3 separate regions of the Homo sapiens genome follow, and regions 2 and 3 are each linked to region 1. A link is a loop called in an ENCODE intact Hi-C map of the cell type or tissue named here. Cell type or tissue: Caco-2. All regions are shown on one strand. Links, peaks and the distances in the headings refer to the core of each region. The heading gives the core; the rest is flanking DNA.

Region 1 (7,596 bases), core at 1,555-5,554:
GCTTGAGATCAGTCTGGCCAACACAACAAAACCCCATCTCTACTAAAAATACAAAATTTAGCCGGGTGCAGTGGTGGGCGCCTATAATTGCAGCTACTCAGGAGATTGAGACAGGAGAATCGCTTGAACCCGGGAGGCAGAAGTTGCAGTGAGCCGAGATTGCGCCACTGCACTCCAGCTTGGGTGACAGAGCAAAACTCTGTCTCCAAAAAAAAGTATACCACATTTGTTTATCCATTCATCAACGGATGGGCTGTTTCCACCTTTGGGTATCACAAATAATGCTGTTGGCTGGGCATGGTGGATCATGCCTGTAATCCCAGCACTTTGCAAGGCCAAGGCAGGCAGATCACCTGATCTCAGGCTCAACATCACAAAACCCTGTCTCTACTAAAAATACAAAAAATTAGCCAGGTATGGTCTTATAATCCCAGCTACACTGGAGGCTGAGGCAGGAAAATTGCTTGAGCGCCGGTGGTGGAGAATGCAGTGAGCCAAGATTGCATCACTACACTCCAGCCTGGGTGATGGGAGTGAAACCCTGTCTCAAAAAAAATTAAAAGCTTAAACAAATAAATAATGCTGCTATAAACACTTGTGTATAAATTTCTGTGTGGACATATGTTTTCATTTCTCTTGGGTGTATACTTAGGAGCGGAATTGCTGGGTCATATGGAAACTCTATGTTTAACTTTCTGAGAAACTGCCAGACTGTTTTCCACAGTGGCTGCACCCTTTATACATTTGCACCAGCAATGCTGAAGGGTTCCAGTTTCTCTATACCCTCACCAACTCTTTTTTTTATTTGAGCCATCCTAGTTGAGGTGGTATCTCATTTTGGTTGTGATTTAATTTCCCTAATGACCAATGACGTGGAAAATCTTTTCATGTGCTTTTTGGCCATGCGTATATCTTCTCTGGAGAAATGTCTATTCATGTCCTTTGCCTGTTTTTTAACTGAGTTATCTGTTTATTTTTTTTGTTTTCTTTTTTTGAGATGGAGTCTCGCTCTGCTGCCCAGGCTGGAGAGTGTGGTGGTGCAATCTCGGCTCACTGCAACCTCTGCCGCCTGGGTTCGAGCGATTCTCCCACCTCAGCCTCCCGAGTAGCTGGGACTACAGGTGCCCGCCATGCCCAGCTAATTTTTGTGTTTTTAGTTAAGACGGGGTTTCGCCATATTGGCCAGGCTAGTCTTGAACTCCTGGCCTCAGGTGATCCACCCGTGTCAGCCTCCCTAAGTGCTGGATTACAGGCGTGTGCCACCATGCCAGGCCCTATGTTATGTTTTTGTTGTTGAGTTGTAAGAGTTCTTTATATATTCTGAATATTGAACCCTTATGAGATATATGATTTGTTAATATTTTCTCCCATTCTGTAGGTTGTCTTTCACATTCTTGATAATGTCCTTTGATGCAAAAGATTTATATTTATTTATTTATTTGGGGGCTTTCCGGCAAAACTGGAAAGCCGGCTAGACAAATTCTAAAAGAGCTGTAACACTCAAAAGATTTTCTTTTAAGAAAAAGAAAGGGAAGAGGAAGAACTGTATCTCACTTTTGTTGCTTTCTATATTTTATATATATATGTATATATACACATATATATATACATATATATACACATATATATACATATATACACATATATATATACATATATACACATATATATACATATATATATACATATATACATATATATACACATATATACACATATATATACGCATATATATACATATATATATACATATATACATATATATACACATATATACATATATACACATATATACATATATATACACATATATATACACATATATATACACATATATATACATATATATATATATATGTATGTATGTATATTTAAAACCAAGGCTGGGCACAGTGGCTCATGCTTATAATTCAGTGCTTTGGGAGGCCAAGGTGGGAAGATATCTTGAGGTCAGAAGTTCAAGACCAGACTGGCCAGGACAGTGAGACCCCGTCTCCATAAAAACTTTTAAGAATAGCCAGGTGTGGTGGTGCATGCCTGTAGTCCTAGCTACTTGAAAGGCTAATGTGGGAGGTTTACTTGAGCCCAGGAGTTTGGGGCTGCAGTGAGCTATGAGTGTACCACTGTTTCAGCCTGGGTGACACAGTGAGACCCTGTCTGTAAAACAAAAATTAAAAAAATTAAGAAACTCCAGAAATTTCTGTGTAACAAAATGCCCATTTGCCCTTGAGGTAGTTCTACTCTACTCTAATAAGCATAACAAACAAAACCAGGACCTAAAACCACTTGTCAATGGGACTGTTTCTTGTATTCTCTTTTCCCTTTCTTCTCTGTTATGATCTGAAGCTTCTTTTTTTTTTTTTTTAAGACTTAGTCTCGCTCTGTCGCCCAGGCTGGAGTGCAGTGGCGCGATCTCGGCTCACTGCAAGCTCCGCCTCCCGGGTTCACGCCATTCTCCTGCCTCAGCCTCCCGAGAAGTTAGGACTACAGGTGCCCGCCACCACGCCCCTGGCTAATTTTTTATATTTTTAGTAGAGACGGGGTTTCACCATGTTAGCCAGGATGAGCTGGATCTCCTGACCTCGTGATCCGACCGCCTGGGCCTCCCAAAGTGCTGGGATTACAGGCGTGAGCCACCACGCCCGGCCATGAGCTGAAGCTTCTAATACCATGTGCATGTTAAGGTTCCTATTCCTGCCTGGCTCTTGTTCTTTTCAGATTGTCAGTTAGCAGCTCTATTGTTAAGTACAAATCACTTTCATTCCCCTTATTAGTCCCGGACCCCAGAGAGGTGGCCTTTCCCCTGGGGTGGGAGGTGTGGGGGGAGGTCCCTTATGTTGTGGGGGGTGGGACGCGGCAGGTCAGAGGGGTCCCTGCTCCATCTCAGGCACAGCCCTGCCTTCCTTCACACCCTTTGCGCAGTTGTTCTTTTCTTTTCTTTTTTTTTTTTTTTGAGACAAGATCTCACTGTGTCACCCAGGCTGGAGTGCAGTGGCAAGATCTTGGCTCACTGCAACCTCCGCCTCCTGGGTTCAAGTGATTCTCCTGCCTCAGCCTCCCGAGTAGCTGGGATTACAGGTGCGTACCACCACACCTGGCTAATTTTTGTATTTTTAGTAGAGATGGGGTTTCACCATGTTGGCCAGGCTGGTCTCAAATTCCTGACCTCAGGTGATCTGCCCACCTCGGCCTCCCAAAGTGCTGGGACTACAGGCGTGAGCCACCGTGCCCGGCCTTATTAAGCCGTTTTAAGAATTAATGGAGGCCAGGCGTGGTGGCTCACGCCTGTAGTCCCAGCACTTTGGGAGGCCAAGACAGGAGGATCACCTGAGGTCTGGAGTTCGAAACCAGCCTGGCCAACATGGTGAAGCCCCATCTCTACTTAAAAACTACAAAAATTAGCCAGGGATGGTGGTGCCTGCCTGTAGTCCCAGATATTTGGGTGGCTGAGGCAGGAGAATTGCTTCAATTTGGGAGGCAGAGGCTGCAGTGAGCTGAGATTGTACCACTGCACTCCAGCCTGGGCAACAGAGCGAGACTCTCTCTGTCTCAAATAAAAAAAAATTAATTGATATGGCTCACCACAAAAAGTTAGAAGTAGGTGATGACAATTTGCAGTTTGTTACAAGGAAACTGTGGCTCAACGAGGCAGTTTGTTACAATGAAAGCAAGTCTCAGAGACTAGAGCTCTTGTCCCACCTACAAATATTGACCAGCAAGCTGGCAAGTAACAGCTGCAGAGCCTGTTCTGTAAGTTCTGTGGAATGGCAGCTTTCTGTTCTTTCAGAACATTGCAGGAAATGTTTACCTAAGGCAGATTCAACAATATCCCAGGAGCTGGACTGCACAGACTTAATGAGGACCGGGTGAGGGAAGCCTCTGAAAGACCAGGACTCAGGGCTGTTTCTTGGGCACCATGCAAAGTATAAGGGGCTACTGGAATTGCAGTGGCAGGAGGATCACGGCAGAACAATCTCTGAAGCCAGTCCAAGGAGCTTAAACCCAGCCATCCCATCAGTATAAAGTTGCTTATAAATCCACTGCGCCAATTAACAAAGCTAACAGAAGGGCTTAGGGTTTCCTCTCTGGAATAGGGGCTCCTGATTAGCCTTTCAGATGCTAACTAAACATCCCCAAATTGTGTGTTTCCAATTAAGAATTGTGAAGGTCAAATCTAACACACACACGCACTTGCGCACACACACACACACAACCTTTGCTGAAGTACAGTACTTAAAAGTAAATCAGACAATATAAAAGCTTACAGCTCTTCAAATCATTTTGTGCTAAGTCAGAAAAAAATGGCATGACTTATATCTAACCATGAATTCTGAAAACAAGCCACAAGTTCACATCTGGGCTCTGTCTTGTACCCAGTAACATAGACAGCCACCTGCCTGATCCCCATACCTCAGTCGGCTTCCCTGACACCCTACCTCCAGGTTTATCCTCTCACTGGGGACCCTGGGCATTTAGGAGTGTCCCTAGAAGGACTTCACATGAAGATGCAGGTAACTAGAGGACCCTTAAAAGGTAGCGCTTCAGCTGGGCATGGTGGCTCACGCCTGTAATCCCAACACTTTGGGAGGCTGAGGCAGGCTGATCACCTGAGGTCAGGAGTTCAAGACCAGCCTGACCAACATGGAGAAACCCCATCTCTACTAAAAATACAAAAATTAGCCAGGCTTGGTGGTGTGTGCCTATAGTCCCAGCTACTCAGGAGGCTGAGGCAGGAGAATCACTTGAACCTGGGAGGTAGAGGTTGCAGTGAGCCAAGATGGCGCCATTGCACTTCAGCCAGGGCAACAAGAGCGAAACTCCATCTCAAAAAAAAAGGTAGCGCTTCAGAAACAGAAAGTCAAATACCACATATTCTCACTTAGAAGCGAGAGCTAAACCATGGGTACCCATGGACATATAGAATGGAATAATAGACACTGGAGACTCCAAAAGGTAGGAGGGTGGGAGGGGGTAAGGGCTGAAAAATTACCTGTTGGGTACGGTGTTCACTGTTTTGGTGATGGGTTCACTGAAAGCCCAGCCTTCACCACTACACAATATGTGCATGGCAGAAATCTGTGCTTGTACCCCCAAAATTTCGAAAAAAGAAAAAAGAAGCAAAAAAGGTAGAGCTTGCACCCACTGCAAATGGTTTATGGGAAGGTGGTGTAGAAAAGGGTCCCTGAAGGTGGCCCTGGGAGAGGAGCCCAGGCAGAGACGGTCCCAGATCATGGGGGAGCCAGGAATGAAAACAGGAGGCTTGGACATCTGGATGTGGGAGGAAGCAGAGGAAACCAGAAGTCAGGAAGGAGCGGTGCAAGATTCTGTTGAGTGCACAAGACCTTGAACATGCTTACAGATTAAATGTCCGTCAGCTGCTTTAGCTGTTCACGGCTTTTCAGATTAGCTGCCCAGAGTGTGGGCAGCTTTTCAATAAGCACTGCTGATTATTCATTCTGGAGAAGCTCTGGCAGTGCCTCTCATACTTTCAGTGCCAGTTAGAATTGCCCCAGGTGCTGATTTGTAATGTAGACTCCGGGTCCCCATGCCCAGAGGTTCTCATTCAGGACACCCGGAGTGAAACACAGGAATTCAGATTTTTAAGAACCACTGGTGATTCTATTGCACATTGGCCCTGATGTAGCACCCTCTAGGTGTGGAGCACTTTTTTTTTCAACAGGAAAATAGCTTTATAAATTAGCAAATTTATTAAATACCATATACTCAATATAACATTTGAACAATTCTTCTTTTTTTTTTTTTTGAGACAGAGTTTCGCTCTTGTTGCCCAGGCTGGAGTGCAATGGCATGATCCCATCTCACCGCAACCTCCTCCTCCCGGGTTCGAGCGATTCTCCTGCCTCAGCCTCCTTGAGTAGCTGGGATTACAGGCATGCACCACCACACCTGGCTAATTTTGTATTTTTAGTAGAGATGGGGTTTCTACTGTTGGTCAGGTTGGTCTCAAACTCTCGATCTCAGGTGATCCGCCGCCTCGGCCTCCCAAAGTGCTGGGATTACAGGCGTGAGCCACAACGCCCTGCCTACAATTCATAAAAGTGTAAAGAAAACAGGGCACGGTGGCTCACATGTGTAGTCCTATCTACTCAGGAGGCTGAGGCAGGAGGATTGCTTGCGCCCTCGAACCCTCCCAGGGTTTCGAGGCTGCAGTGAGCTAAGATCACGCCAGTGCACTCCAGTCTGGGTGACAGAGCAAGGCCCTGTCAAAAAAAAAAAAAAAAAAAAAAGAAAAAAAGAAAAGAGTCACTGAAATCCTAACAGTTTAGATACTGTCATTTCAGGAAATGTTTAGGCATGAATGCATATGAATACATTTGCATAAGCAGGATCATACATTTCGTGGGACTTTTTGTTTGTTTGCTTGTTTGTTTGTTTGTTGTAGAGATGGGGTTTCGATATGTTATCCAGGCTGGTCTTGAGCTCCTGGCCTCAAGTGATCCTCCTGCTTCTGTCTCCCAAAGTGCTGCCTACCAAATGAGGATACTTAAATACCATCTTTTCTTTCTTTTTTCTCCCCCAACCCCTGCTTTTATCCTCCCCTACTCCTACCAGCATCTCCACCACTCTCTGGTGTGTGTCCTTCCATATTTTTCTCCTAGCTTGCATAAACAAACATATCTGTATGGGACTCTGTCACTGTTTGACAAAAATAAGTTCTTTTAAAAAAAAAAATAGAGATGGGGGTCTCACTATATTGCCCAGGCTGATCTCAAACTCCTAAACTCAATCGATCCTTCTACCTTGGCCTCCCAAAGTGTTGGGATTACAGGTGTGAACCACCATTCCCAGCCAAAAAAAAAAAAAAATGTTTTTTTGTGGGGGGTTTATTTTTTGAGATGGAGTTTCGCTCTTGTTGCCCAGGCTGGAGTGCAATGGCACAATCTCAGCTTACTGCAACCTCTGCCTCCTGGGTTCAAGTGATTCTCCTGCCTCAGCCTCCCAAGTAGCTGGGATTATAGGCATGCACCACCATGACCGGCTAATTTTGTATTTTTAGTAGAGATAGGGTTTCACTATGTTGGTCAGGCTGGTCTTGAACACCTGACCTCAGGTGATCCACCCACCTTGGCCCCCCAAAGTGCTGGGATTACAGGTGTGAGCCACTGCTCCCAGCCAGGAAAAAAAAAAAAAAAAAGAGTTCTTATTGTATATTCACTACTCTGTGATTTTGCCCTTTTTTTTTTACTTACTGTTACCTCTCTGAAACCCCTTTAAATGAATGGGTGCAGATTTAATGGTTCCTTCCAATGGCTGCATGATATCCTACGGCAGGGCACAACTTGCATGTTCTCTATTTCTATTATTCTGCCAACAAAACAGTGCTGCAAGACGTGCCTGGCTGACAAGCAGTTTATAATATTTCAGGCTAACCTGTTGTGTTTGGATCTGTTAGCTCCGGTTGTATCATAAACCACACCAAAAGTTAGTGGCCTAAACCAGTAATCATTTGACTCAGCTGAGGGTCAGCCAGGTGGTGTCATTAAGCTCTGGGCTGGCTCTGCTGATCTCTGCTGGGTGCCCGTGTGTGTTTTTGGTCAGCTGGCAATTGGTCAAAACGTGAAGTCTGGGGATTAG
Region 2 (7,596 bases), core at 1,888-5,887, 65 kb after region 1:
GGTAGAGGGGATGCCCGCCCTATTTGTAGATGGGGAAGGAGATGCTGCTCAGGTCGAGCGTTTTGTCCACCTGCCAGGCGTACAGGAGCGGGTTGGGGGGCACGCAGAGCACCCTGTACCTCGCGCACACCTGCTGGTACTGGATCTGGCTTCCGTTTCCCCGCGCCACACGCAGATCCTGCACCGCACCGTCCAGTTTGCTGACTTCTGCAAAGATGGCCGGGTCCAGCAGTGAGTCGCTGTGGAAGACCGCCAAAAGCGAGGCGCAATTGGCCTCGGTGCTCATCCTGGAAGCCGAGAAGACGTAGGAGTCGTTGTTGGTGAAATGGCTCTGCAGGAAGCACCCAGGCCTTGGCAGGTGAAAAAGCAGCCGTGGGCCAGAGCTCCCCCTACCCAACCGTTTCCTGGAGAAATTCTAGGCGAGTCTATTTGAGCTCCGCCCCAAGCTGCCGGCGGAGGCGGCATTTGTAGCACGTGGTTGGCCCCAGTCGCCTGACGAATATGGAAGGTGTTTGTGGCCTGGTTGACCTCTCAGGGGTTCGGCAAATACAAGGATCGCTTTTTCAAGGCCATCAAATGCGTACCTATCCTACGGGACTCGCAATTTATTGGGAGAATTTGGGGGTTTCTCCTACACACACAAATGGCACAGAAATTCCACGTGTCCTGAGAAACAGATTTTACCTTTCCTGGTGTTCACCCTGTAGCAGTTTCAGGTAAGGCTTTTGTGAACCTGATGCACTTGACTTATTGTTTTTATTCTCTGTCCACAAATGTAACATGAACATACATTCTCCTAGTAAAAACAAGTAAACGCATAGAATGAAAAGTGGAAAAAAGAAATCAAAACCTTTCTATCCCATTCCTCTTAAAGGAAGTGTTAAAAAGTGGGTCTACATCCTCACAAACCCTTTCTATGCATATACATGCATATCAAAGATATAGCAAATATACCTTTTCCATAAATATTGTTGAGCTATTTGTGCTATGCAGATTACATTTTTCATCTACAGTGGCAGAGGGTTTGAACATGTCAGTGCATATAGACTTATTTATTTATTTATTTTTGAGGCAGATTCTTGCTCTGTAGCCCAGGCTTGAGTGCAGTGGTGCGATCTTGGCTCACTGCAACCTCTACCTCCCCAGTTCAAGCAATTCTCCTGCCTCAGCTTCCCAAGTAGCTGGGATTACAGGCATGCGCCACCATGCCTGGCTAATTTTTGTATTTTTAGTAGAGATGGGAGTTTCACCATGTTGGCCAGGCTAGTCTCGAATTCCTGACCTCAAGCGATCCACCTGCCTCGGCCTCCCAAAGTGCTGGGATTACAGGCATGAGCCACACCACGCCCGGCCTTATCTTATTTTTTTGAACTGCTCTATACTTTTCCAATGTGTGGATGAAACATAATACAGCAAGAATTTTGTTGATGGACCCATAGATTGTTTAGATGTTTGCTTTTATAAACAGCATTCAGTGAGTGAATGTCTTTTATTTAACCTATACTGAGGAACCATATCTGCGAGATAGTTTTTTAGAGTGGATTCACTAGGCCAAAGGAAAGGTTATTTAAAATTTTTAGAACTATTGAGAAATTAAAATCCAAAAAAGTTGTATTAATTTGTACCCTCATAAGCAATATATAAATTTACCATAGCCTATCCCACAATGTCGGCAAAGCATTTGGTTTGTGCCATTGGTATCTTACTTTGGTTTAATTTTGAATTTATTGCTTAGTATCCTTATCTTTCCTTTTGAGTGAACTATCATATCTTTTGTGTGCGTGATCCATTCGATAGTTTTCCTATTGGATTGTTGGGATTTTCTTCTTTGTTTATAGGAACGATTCATATGTTAAAGAAATGACCACTTTTCTTGTGATCAGAGTTACAAGGGTCCTCCCCACCCACCTGCATTTTGCTCATTGCCATGGATTATTATCATTATTATTTTTTTGAGATGGAATCTTGCTCTGTCACCCAGGCTGGAGTGCAGTGGCGCCATCTCAGCTCACTGCAAGCTCCACCTCCCGGGTTCATGCCATTCTCCTACCTCAGCCTCCTGAGTAGCTGGGACTACAGGTGCCCACCACCACGCCCAACTAATTTTTTCTATTTTTAGTACAGACGGGGTTTCACTGTGTTAGCCAGGATGGTCTCGATCTCCAGAACTCTTGATCTGCCAGCCTCGGCCTCCCAAAGTGCTGGGATTACAGGCGTGAGCCACAGCGCCCATCCTTGCCATGGCTTAGTTTTGTAGTTCATTAATGAATACTTTTCTTCCCTGAGATCCAAGTTTTTGTCATATTTGTGTGTGTGTGTGTGTGATTAAAAAAAACCCACATGGATTCTAATCACGAAAAATGCAGAAAATAGCGTAAGGACTATTTCCGAAGATTTTGTCTTGTTTTTTGGTGGTTCACCAGATGGATGCACGAGACTCAGTGACAGGGTCCTAAGATTCATTGCAGCAAAGCATACTGAGCAAAAATAGCAGGGAATGTGCAAACAGAGGAGTCCAGGGAGGGTCCTGGGAGGCCCAGCATAGGCCTCTGATTTCCTTCCTCATTCACAGCCACACAGGAGCACTTTCTCTCTGGTAGAGCTATCTGGTATATATGAGTCTCAGAATCTGAGGGCTTTGTAGCAGGTGGGTCACAAAGGTACCTCCTGCTATACAACCAGTCATGGCAACTAACACTCAAGATCCCAGTAAAAAAACCCAAGTGTCTTGATATTTGTGCCAAGAACCCAACAAACCAGTACAGTGTGGCCCATTGCTCCAAGTATATGTAGCAAAACCATCAATCATAGCCAGGTGCATTGGCTCTCACCTGTAATACTAAAACTTCGTGAGACTGAGGCAGGAGGATCACTTGAGTCCAGGAGTTTGAGACCAGCCTGGGAGCCATAATGAGACCCTGTCTCTGTGAAAACAAAATTAAAAATTAGCTGGGCATGATGTTGCATGCCTGTAGTCCTAGCTACTCAGGAGGCTGAGGTGGGGGAATTACTTGAGCCCAGGAGATCAAGGCTGCAGTGAGCTATGATCACACCACTGCACTCCAGCCTGGGTGATAGAGTGAGACTGTCCCAAAAAGAAACAAAAACTATCAGTCACTACCATAAAGAACATTTCAGGAGCCATATTCCCAGTTGCTGGCAAAGAGTCAATCATGGTGTCCTTGGAGACATGTAAGGACTAAGCATACAGACCTGTTGTGGTATTAGTTTGGTGCAAAAGTAATTGCAGTTCTTTGCCATTACTTTCAATAACTCTTTCATTAGGGATATTCTGGAATGAACCAAAGGCAGCAAGCTTGCAAGATGGTATTACTCCAGAGAGTGTGCCCAGTATGCCCTACCAGCCTGCCTTTCCCCATGTTTCTCCCTATGCCTACTTCCTCTCCTGTCCTTGTTTCCAGATCCCATATACCTTTCAAGCTCCCAAAACTTTGGGACAAACTCCCAAGACTCTCATGCCCAGCTGGTAGCCATCACTTGTACAGTCAGGACTGGCTACGCAATTTGTAGGATCTGGTACAAAATGAAAATACCCAGTTCCTTGTTAAAAAATTATTAAAGAACTTCGGGATAGTGACAATAAAGCATTAAACCAAGAGTAAGGCCCTCCCTCGAGCAGGTCACAGCTACACAGGTTGCAAAAGCCTGAGGCCAGCCCCGATTTTTTTCTTTCATATTCTGTCACCGAGGCTGGAGTGCAGTGGCTCCATCGCTGCTCACTGCAACCTCGACCTCCCAGGCTCCAGCAATCCTTGGGACTTGGAGAAGCTGGAATACCACCACACCTGGCTAATTTTTGTATTTTTTGTAGAGACGGGTCTCACTATATTACCCAGGCTGGTCTCCAACTCCTAGGCTCAAGTGATCCTCCTACCTTGGCCTCCCTAAGTGCTGGGATTACAGGTGTGAGCCAATGCGACTGGCCTTGTAGTGAGTTTTCACTGGCGTATGTAAGACAGCTACAGGGAATTGGAAAGTACCCCACTCACCTTCAACTCAGATCACTCCTAGCTCTACTCCATTGACAAGGTGACCTTGGAAAGTCACCTTGCCTCCAGACTCCATTTCCTCCTCAATAAAACAGGAATGATAATGATAGCATGTTTATGGGGCAATTGTGAATGTTGAAAGAGATATATACATGAAAACGCTTTGTAAAGTAAAGCACTATGCAAATATTAGCTTTCTCTCTGGGGCTATGTCCATCTAGATAACAAACACTGGTCTATTATTTTCTCTCCCTTGGACAGTGCTGGAGGCACACTAACAGATACTTTTCTTTGTTGTTGTGAGTTCGCTCTTGTCACCCAGGCTGGAATACAGTAGCGCAATCTCGGCTCACTGCAAACTCCACCTCCCGGGTTCAAGCAATTCTCATGCCTCAGCTTCCTGAATAGCTGGAATTACAGGTGCCAGCCACCATGCCCAGCTAATTTTTGTATTTTTAGGAGAGATGGGGTTTCACCATGTTGCCCATGCTGGTCTTGAACTCCTGAGGTCAGGTGATCCACCCACCTCAGCCTACCAAAGTGCTGGGATTATAGGCATGAGCCGCCGCGCCCGGCCAATACTTTTCTTTTTCACCCTTTCTCCCCAGACATGAATGCTTTTGTTATTATAGTAGTACAACATAACCTCATATTATGTTTCCCCAATTACAAAATGTAGTTATACTTACAGTTGTTATTATGGGGGAGACTAATTTGTGTCAGGTTGAGTAACTTCTATGGATGGCTAATCTTATGCACTTTATGTTTTATTCCAATTCAACTTCGGAGGATGTCATTTTCAAAACTTGTCCCTAAATTGTCACTTTGTCACACCATGTAATACTGTGGTCACCTCTCTACAGAATATACTTTGTGCTTGTTAATTTCTCACCTTCCTAACTGCTGCTATGTGCACATAAAGATCCTGATAAATATTTGCTAAATAAATGAATTGGCAAATGAATAAATAAAGAAAGAAAGAGAAGGTCATAGTCTGGATACACAAAAGGATTAAATGACGAAACTGGTTTATGATCACCAAACATAATTTCTTTAATGTCAGAAATAGTAGTTCTCTTAGTTGCTACCTAAAGACTTCAAACACACAGAAATGCATCCCAGATCATTGCAGCACTGGATCCAGAGAAGACGAGGTCCTGGTGGGGCAGACATGGAATAGGGTGGAGCTAGGTGAGCCACTGATTGGCCCACATGCATCACTATTCCCTGAATGGAAATAGTGCTCCAGCCTTGGGGTTCGGGGTCTGTTCCAATATATTCAAAGGGGTCATCCCCAGGCCGGATTAGGGGCTCAAGGTCACTCCAGGAAGGGCCAGCCCAGAAGTCTGTGGTCCTTCCACTTCCTGACTGACTTTCCTCTTTACAGAGCCCTCTTTCTTCTTCCTTCCACTACATAACCAACACACAATCAGGGCCACTGCTGATCCCTCCTAGACCAATTTCAATCCATGAGTCATCTCTAGGACTGACCCCATTCCCATGCAACACTCAGGAGTTGAGCTGATCCTCTTAGAAGTATAGTCCTTGATACATAGTCCTTGATTCTGAAAGACTAGTCTAGCTTTTAGAGGTGGCTTAAAGGAAAGAAACAAATGTTTTTCATTCCCAAACTTCTAGTTCCTATATATATTTGGGCCAGGTGTGTAAGAGAGACTCACTAAATGTGTGTTGACAAGCTGAATAGAGTTTCCACTCTGATCGACTCAGAAATGAAGAGCTCACAATTCAGAATGTGTCTGTGACCCCCAGATAAGTCTCTTGGCCTGCACAGCTGGAGACTACCCAAGAAATTCCAATAAAATAAATTGCTTGCCTGAAAAATGGAAGTGTTCCATTTTTAATGTTGTAAAAGAAACAAGTAAATGCCTCAGAGCCTACAGCCTTTAGGATGGCTAAGAAATCCAACATCATAATGACATTAAGGCTTTAAATGAGAATTGAGACGTCTCTGCAAAGTTTTTGAGTTAAAATTTTTATTGCTTGTGTTCCCGGGATCCTTAGATAACAGAGTTAAAATAATTAAAGTGTGGTTATGGCAACCCTGCCAGCTTTCATGGTTTTGGAGATTGCTATGATTTGAGTATGGTTTGAGTTTATTTCCCCCAAAAACTCATGTTGAAATTTGATCTCCAAGGTGGCAGCGTTGGGAGGTGAGTTTAGTGGGAGGTATTTGGGCCATGGGGGTGGATCCCTCATGAATGGCTTGGTGCTGTTCTCATGGTAGTGAGTGAGTTCTTGAATTAGTCTTGGATTAGGTCTCTTGGGAATGGGTTAGTTCTCAGAAGGGCAGGTTGTTATAAAGCCAGGACATTCCTCAGGCTTTGCCTTTCTTCACACGTGTCCACTTCACCTTTGACCTTTCCACATTGTTGCTTGTTTTTTTGTTTCTTGTTTTTTTCTTTTGAGACAGAGTCTTGCTCTGTCACCAGGCTGGAGTGCAGTGGCACTATCTTGGCTTACTGCCACCTCCGCCTCCTGGGCTCAAACGATTCTCCTGCCTCAGCCTCCTGAGAAGCTGGGACTACAGGCGTATACCACCATGCCCAGCTAATTTTTTGTATATTTTTAGTAGAGACGGGGTTTCATCATGTTGGCCAGGGTAGTCTCGAACTCCTGACCTCAAATGATCTGCCCACCTTGGCCTCCCAAAGTGCTGGGATTACAAGCTTTAACTGTAGCCCCCGGCCTCTCCATCATGTTTTAGCCTACCATGAGCCCCTCAGCAGAAGCCAAGCAGATGCTGGAGCTGTGCTTCTCATACTTCCTAGCCTGCGGAATCAACTAAATAAACCTCTTTTATTTATAAATTACCCAGCCTGAGTTATTCTGTTATTGCAAAAAGAAAAGGTTAAGACATAGGTGATCCTCCTTCCTTGCCTAACACAGCCATGGCTGTGTCCCAAGAAGCATCTGAAGTGGGTAGCAGCTCCAAAGCATTGGATGCTGGATAAAGTGACCAGTGTGTTTGCTCCTTGTCCATCCAGTGGTCCCCACAAGTTGCGAGAGTGTCTCCCCCTCATCATTTTCCTAAGGAACAGACTTAAGTATGACCTGACAGGTGAGGAAGAAGATTTACATGCAGCAGTTCATTAAGATCAATGGCAAGGTCTGAACTGATATAACCTACCCTGCTGGATTCATGGATGTCATCAGCATTGACAAGATGAGAGAGAATTTCTGTCTGATCTATGACACCAAGAGTTGCTTTGATGTACATCTTATTACACCTGAAGTGGCCAAGTACAAGTTGTGCAGAGTGAGAAAAATCTTTGTGGGCACAAAAGGAATCCCTCATCTGGTGACTCATGATGCTCACACCATCCACTACCTTGATCCCCTCATCAAGGTGAATGACACCATTTAGATTGATTTGGAGACTGGCAAGATTACTGATTTCATCAAGTTTGACGCTGGTAAGCTATGTATGGTGACTGGAGGTGCTAACCTGGAAAGAATTGGTGTGATCACCAACAGAGAGAGGCACCCTGGATCATTCGACGTGGTTCGTGTGAAAGATGCCAATGGCAACAGCTTTGCCGCTCGACTTTCCAACATTTTTGTTATT
Region 3 (7,596 bases), core at 1,888-5,887, 76 kb after region 1:
TTTAGCAAAGAGACTGATGGCATTTTGCCCCTGCCCTAGAGCTCTGTGGAACTTTGAACTTGAGAGAGATGATTCAGGGTATCTGGCAGAAGAAATTTCTAGGCAGCAAAGTGTTCAAGATGTGACTTGGGTGCTCTTAAAAGCATTCAGTTTTATGCATCTGCAACGAGATGGTTTGGAATTGGAACTTATGTTTAAAAGGGAAGCCAAGCATAACAGTTTGACAAATTTGCAGCCTGACAAAGCAATAGAAAAGAAAAACCCATTTTCTGAGGAGAAATTCAAGCCCACTGCAGAAATTTGCTTAAGTAATGAGGAGCCAAATGTTAATCTCCAAGACAATGGGGAAAATGTTTTCAGGGCATGTCAGAGGTCTTCTTGGCAGCCCCTCTCATCACAGGCCCAGAAGCTTAGGAGGAAAAAATGGTTTCGTGGGCCGGGCCCAGGGCTCTGCTGCTTTGCGCAGTCTTGGGACTTGGTGCCCTGCATTCCAGCTATGGCTAAAAGGGGCTAAGGTAAAGCTCAGGATGTTGCTTCAGAGGATGCAAGCCCCAAGCCTTGGTGGCTTACATGTGGTGTTGGGCCTGTGGGTGTACTGAAGTCAAGAACTGAGGTTGGGAAACCTCTGTCTAGATTTCAGAGGATGTATGGAAATGCTTGGATATCTAGGCAGAAGTTTGCAGCAAGGGCAGAGCCCTCATGGAGAACCTCTGCTAGTGCAGTGTGGAAGGGAAATATGGGGTCAGAGCCCCCACACAGAGTCCCTACTGAGGCACTGCCTAGTGTTGCTGTGAGAAGAGGGCCACTGTCCTCCAGATGCCAGAATGGTAGATCCATCAGCAGCTTGTACCATGCGCCTGGAAAAGCCACAGACACTCAACACCAGCCTGTGAAAGCAGCTGGGAGGGGGGCTGTACCCTGCAAAGCCACAGGGGTGGAGCTGCCCAAGACCATGGGAACCCACCTCTTGCATCAGCATGACCTGGATGTGAGACATGGAGTCAAAGGAGATGATTTTGGAGCTTTAAGATTTGACTGCCCCACTGGATTTTGGACTTGCATTGGCCCTCTAACCCCTTCATTTTTGCCAATTTCTCCCATTTGGAATGAGTTTCTCCCATTTACCCAATGCTTGTACCCCCATTGTATCTAGGAAGTAACTAACTAGCTTTTAATTTTACAGGCTCATAGGTAGAAGGGAATTGCCTTGTCTCAGATGAGGCTTTGGACTTGGACTTGGGTTAATGTTGGAATGAATGAAGACTTTGGGGTACTGTTGGGAAGGTATGATTGGTTTTGAAATGTGAAAAGGATATGAGGTTTGGGAGAGGCCAGGGGTGGAATGATCTGGTTAGACTCTGTGTCCCCACCCAAATCTCATCTTGAATTGTAATCTCCATAATCCCCATGTATCAAGGGCAGGACCAGGTGGAGGTAATTGAATCATGGGGACAGTTTCCCCCATGCTGTTCTCGTTATAGTGAGTGAATTCTCACAAGATCTGATGGTTTTATAAGCATTTGGCATTTCCCCTGCATGCACTCCCTGCCACCCTGTGAAGGAAGTGCCTGCCTCTCTTTTGCCTTCTGCCATGATTGTAAGTTTCCTGAGGCTTTCCCAGCAATGCAGAACTGTGAGTCAATTAAACCTCTTTCCTTTATAAATTACCCAATTTGAGGTATTTCTTCATAGCAGCATGATAACGGACTGATACAGGTAACGTGTAGCAAGAATAACTGGGATTGATGTCAGTACCCAATGGGAAAAGTGGAAATGAGATGGGTAGGAGTGCACAGAGAGCTTCAGTTATACCAAGTTTACAACTTAAATGGGGCTTTTGGCTGAATAGGTGCCCATAACATTACATGCTATACATTTTTTTATGTTAAAATATTTCAAAATAAAACAAATTTACAACTGTACTTGAATGAGGAGAAAATGTCCCTGATCAAAAATATGGTCTTAGTCCTAAATGATTGGCTACATTGGTTAAAATCACATTGAAAAACTTTTATATGTTGTAATCTTACCGCAAAGGCAGAATTTTACGAGTTGAAAACCATTTTAACTGGTCAAGTGAGATAAGTACATTGAAATTAGCCTTAATGTTTGATTTTAATGCCACTAACTATTAAATATATGTTCATCTATTTCATTTCTTAGATGTTCATGAAACTCTTAATTTTCCAGAAATTAAGTCACATTGCCTCTGTGGACTTTTGACTTGTGCTGTGCCTTCAAAAACTGTTTATATAAAACATTTACCGTACTAACGTAGTTCATAAGTTGGGTTAACCAAGCAAGTTAACAGTAGTAAACTATTTTTACGTTAACTTTGGGAAGCAATAGCTATCATGGAAAACAAAAATACAGCAGTAAATAAATACTCTTTTAGTGCATTGTAGTGGATTCATATCACAAAGAGAAAAGAAATATGAAAACATATATAACTAGTGCTATTCTGTACCTTATACAGCTTTGCAGTGGCTAAAGCCACCATAATATGGGCTGACAATTGTCATCAGTCTAGGTTATGTACTGGGCCATCATCAACACTGGGAAGTTTGTTACTCAGAGCCACTTAAAATGCATTCTGGTGGATCACTTGAGGTCAGGAGTTCAAAACCACCTTGGCCAACATGGGAAAACTCTGTCTCTACTAAAAATACAAAAATTAGTTGGGCGTGATGGCATGTGCCTGTAATCCCAGTTACTCAGGAGGCTGAGGCAGGAGAATTGCTTGAATCTAGGAGGCAGAGATTACAGCGAGCCAAGGTTGTGCCACTGCACTCCAGCCTGAGGGACAGAGTGAGACTCCGTCTCAAAACAAAAACAAAACACATTCTTCACAGTAGTCTGCAGAGGGAAGCTCTGTCTAGAAGGCATTGGCAGGGCTCATGTCTGAATTGAGAGCTCAAAATCTCTGGAATTGACCAAGCTAAAAGAAAGATTGTTTGTTTTCCACAGATGCTGTATTAGTCTCTTTTCACGCTGCTGATAAAGACATATCCGAGAGTGGGCAATTTACAGAAGAAAGGGGTTTAATAGACTCATAGTTCCATGTTTCTGGGGAGGCCTCACAATCATGGTGGAAGGTGAAAGTCACATCTCACATGGTGGCAGACAAGAGAAACGTGAGAGCCAAGCAAAAGGGGTTTCCTCTTATAAAACCATCAGATCTCGTGAGACTTATTCACTACCATGAACAGCCCCCATGACTCAATTATCTCCCAGTGGGTCCCTCTCACAACACAAGGGAATTATGGGAACTACAATTCGATACAAGATTTGGGTGGGGACACAGCCAAACCATATCAGATGCCAACTGAGATCTGGTGGCAGAGTGGAACCTCCAGGAATTGTGAGATGAAGGACCTGAGTGCCAAAGTGCCCATATATTTACTTATTTCGATTGTATTGATTCCAAGCAACTATACTTAATGCATCTTAATGCATTTGTACTGACACTGTGGGTCATCATTTCCATGATCAATTCTGTATTCGCTGATTCCACGCTTTCAGAAACTTCAGAAATTGATGTTTGCTATTGAGTCCAGACTGACTCTCAAAGATTTCTTTTCCTTTCTTTCCTTTTTTTTTTTTTTTTTTTTTTGAGACAAGGTCTTGCTCTTTCACCCAGGCTGGAGCACAATGATGCAATCACAGCTCACTGCAGCCTCAAACTTCTGGGCTAAGATGATCCTCCCACCTCAGTCTCCCAAAGTGCTCAAATTACAGGCATGAGCCACTGTGTCTAGCCCAAGAATTTATTACTTTTGTAACTTGTACCCTTAACTCTCTGCTTGTAATATGACCTTTTTTTGTTTGTTTTACTGCTAAACTAAACTCAAGACAATAGGGTTTGAGGACACCTCCCTTTATTGACATAGTCACTATTTGCTAAAAGTGGAAAGCAAGTAAAGAAGACAGCACAGCACTCACCACTGCAGCCAGGGGACCTCAGCCCTGCAAGGGTGCTGCAGTGGAGAGGGGCACTGCCTTATGCTCTCAAGGGGTGGGGGCCCTGGCTCCTGGCACTTGCTGGCTGTGTGACCTTCACTTAGTAATTTTACTTCTCTGGACTGCAGTTTTCTCAGTGAAAATGGATTAACAATACCTTTCTTTTTCAGAGCCAGTGTTAGGGTGAGGTGAGTGAAACCAGATCATGCAAGCAAAGCCACATTCTTTCCCTAAAATTTTGACATTTTGTTTATCATGGATTTTCTTGCAGTTATTTTTTTTATTTATTTACTTTTTTGAGACAGAGTCTTACTCTGTCGCCCAGGCTGGGGTGCAGTGGTGTGATCCCAGCTCACCGCAACCTCCACCTCCATGGTTCAAGCAATTCTCCTGCCTCAGCCTACTGAGTAGCTGGGATTACAGGCACCCACCATCATGCCTGGATAATTTTTGTATTTTTAGTAGAGATGGGGTTTCACCATGTTGGCTAGGCTGGTCTTGAACTCCTGACCTCGGCCTCCCAAAGTGCTGGGATTACAGGCATGAGCTACTGCGCCCAGCCTCTTGCAGTCATTTTAATTTTGCAAATATTGCATTAAAATATTATTTATCTTACTGAGTTTTTGGGGATCTCCCTTAATTTTGTGTCTGAGGCAAGTGCCTCACCTCCATCACCCTAGTGTGAGTTGTACCATCACCCAAGGCAGGGTTGTGGGAATAATCCTAGATTCTTCATTCTTAACCCCACCCCACGTCCAAACAATCTCCAAGTTTCATAGAATCTAGTCTCTCTCTCTCATTGCTTTCTCATTCTCTATTCCCATTTGTTTCATCTCTCATCACTCCCCTGTGAGATGACTCCAAGAGCATTTTAATTAGTCTATTCTAACTAGTCCACCTGTCTTCCTCCAATGCATTCTCCATGTCACCGCCAGTGAGGCCTTTCTAAAGGGCAAATCTGATCCCACCACTCTCTGGCTTTAAAGCCTTCAAGATGTCCTCTAGCTTTCCGGATAACCTAAATTTATTCCCACGGTCTTTCATATCCTGGTTCTGTAGTCTTGTTTCCTGCCATAACCCCACTCCCACAAGCATGGTGGTATTTCATGCTGCCAGGCCTGTGCGCATACTGTTCCCTGTCCCTGGAATGCCCTTCCCCATTTCCTTACCTAGCTGAATTATATTTCAAAGCTCAGCTCAAGGATACTTCCTCTGGGAAGATTTGGCTGCCCAGATAGTTGAACGTACATATCTAGTCTCTGTGTTCCCAAAGCACTTCATGTGTCCTCTATCATCGCTTCCATCATGTTAGACTGAATTCACTGATGCACTTGCTGTATTGCTTGCTCTCCTAGCACAGCACTAATGAGACTCAATAAATGTTTGTTGAATGACTGACAGACTGAATTACATAAAAGGACATAATAATGCACTGTACACAGTAAGTACTTGAAAGTATTATTCTGTTTCCTTTTTTGGTTTTGCACCCAGCTACTCCAACAACAGATGTATGGTTGTTGTCTTCAACAACCAGATACTTTTTAAGAACTGATACTTTTCTTAAAGGATCTCAGGGTATTTGCTGAGCCTGTCACTGCTGGTTGGAGGCTTTGATTGAAGGTACTCAATTTTACTAAACAAACTGTGCTGATCCCAGTAGTCTAAAGGATGGATAAGAACTGATTCTTGCTCTTTAAGAATATTCAATCTAATATAACTGAATGTGACAAATACTCAGTTTATGCTAACATAAGGCATTTTGCAATAAAGTACCATACAAAAGACTGTGGGGGTTATATCACTTGGACTTGAAGAATCAGTGGAGTAAGAGATGGAGACAGAAACTTCCACATGGGGGACACAGAGGCACAGAGGTGGTGAGCCATGGAATATTTGGAAATAGAAAGTAGGTCTGATGGAGTACATAAGGGGACCTGAAGAAGCAAAACTTGTAAAGACGGTTGAGAACACATTTCAGAAACCCTAAAATACCACATGGAGGAAATGTGTGCTTGACCTGAGACAATAAGAAACCATAGACGGGCCTGGCGCGTTGGTTCATACCTGTAATCCCACTGCTTTGGGAGGCCTAGGTGGGCGGATCATGAGGTCAGGAGTTCGAGACCAGTCTGGCCAACATGGAGAAACCCCGTCTCTACTAAACATACAAAAAATTAGCCAGGCATGGTGGCAGGTGCCTGTAATCCCAGGTACTTGGGAGGCTGAGGCAGGAGAATTGCTTGAACCTGGGAGATGGAGGTTGCAGTGAGCAGAAACCACGCCACTGCACTCTAGCCTGGGCAACAGAGTGAGACTCTGTCTCAAAAAAAAAAAAAAAAAAGAAAGAAAGAAACCATAGAAGGTTGTTGAGGAGTGTCATAACCAGATAATTTCCCAAAGAAAGTTTAGTCAGGTAGTATATTATCATGGATGTGTACTACATAAAAGGAATCCAGCCATTGTGAACTACTTTTATTAAAAAAATAAAAAGGCCGGGCGTGGTGGCTCATGCCTGTAATCCCAGCACTTAGGGAGGCCGAGGCGGGCAGATCACGAGGTCAGGAGATCGAGACCATCCTGGCTAACAGGATAGTTTAGTAGAGACCCCATCTCTACTAAAAATAGAGAAAATTGGCTGGGCGTGGTGGCGGGCATCTGTAGTCCCAGCTGCTCGGGAGGCTGAGGCAGGAGAATAGCGTGAACCCAGGAGGCGGAGCTTGCGGTGAGCCGAGATGGCGCAACTGCACTGCAGCCTGGGCAACAGAGCAGACTCTGTCTCAAAAAAAAAAAGAAAAAAAAAAAAATTGGCTGGTCACTGTGGCTCACGCCTGTAATCCCAGCACTTTGGGAGGCCGAGGGGGGAGGATCATGAGGTCAGGAGTTCGAGACCAGCCTGGCCAATATGGTGAAACCCCATCTCTACTAAAAATGCAAAAATTAGCCAGGTGTGGTGACACACGCCTGTAGTCCCAGCTATTGGGGAGGCTGAAGCAGAAGAATCGCTTGAACCCAGGAGGCGGAGGTTGCAGTAAGCCAAGATCATGTCATTGTACTCTAGCCTGGGTGACAGAGGAAGACTCTGTCTCAAAAAAAAACCCTCCCAAATACATTGAGAACTGTACCCCTCATTCAAAGACCAAATTAATTAACCTTGAATGTCAATGGTCTTAATGCTCCACTTAAAAGGCACAGAGTGGCCAGGCGTGGTGGCTCATGCCTGTAATCCCAGCAATTTGGGAGGCCGAGGTGGGTGGATCACCTGAGGTCGGGAGTTAGAGACCAGCCTGACCAACATGGAGAAACCCCGTCTCTACTAATAATACAAAAAATTAGCTGGGCGTGGTGGCACTTGCCTGTAATCCCAGCTACTCGGGAGGCTGAGGCAGGAGAATCGCTTGAACCTGGGAGGCGGAGGTTGCAGTGAGCCGAGATCGCGTCATTGCACTCCAGCCTGGGCATTAAGAGCAAAACTCTGTCTCGAAAAAAAAAAAAAAAAGGCGCAGAGTGGCAAGTTGAATAAAAAAACAAGACCCATTCATCTGCTGTCTTCAACAGACCCATCTCACCATAACAACATTCATAGACTCAAGATAAAGGGTTGGAGAAAGAACTATTACACAAATATAGAACAAAAAA

The links. Hi-C counts contacts between places; a loop is a spot of excess contacts. Peaks named below come from ENCODE experiments on the same cell type or tissue, not always from the same donor. Only the 100,000 strongest peaks of a DNase experiment are listed, where the experiment ranks them.
Region 2: it touches region 1 in a loop (4-fold over the local background); 1 of 110 quality-filtered maps calls a loop at or near these places.
Region 3: it touches region 1 in a loop (4-fold over the local background); 1 of 110 quality-filtered maps calls a loop at or near these places.

What each region holds. Positions count from the first base shown.
Region 1 is chr10:32,167,590-32,175,185 of GRCh38, reverse strand. It overlaps the pseudogene RNU7-22P. Among named protein-coding and RNA genes, the nearest start is that of KIF5B, 110 kb to the right of the region's middle. RefSeq lists a silencer at 5,411-5,705. In Caco-2, for the core only: no CTCF peak of the experiment used is centred there; a DNase peak (open chromatin) is centred at 3,765.
Region 2 is chr10:32,102,627-32,110,222 of GRCh38, reverse strand. It overlaps the pseudogene RPS4XP11. Among named protein-coding and RNA genes, the nearest start is that of KIF5B, 50 kb to the right of the region's middle. In Caco-2, for the core only: no CTCF peak of the experiment used is centred there; DNase peaks (open chromatin) are centred at 4,322 and 5,186.
Region 3 is chr10:32,091,598-32,099,193 of GRCh38, reverse strand. No RefSeq gene overlaps it. Among named protein-coding and RNA genes, the nearest start is that of KIF5B, 39 kb to the right of the region's middle. In Caco-2, for the core only: no CTCF peak of the experiment used is centred there; a DNase peak (open chromatin) is centred at 3,693.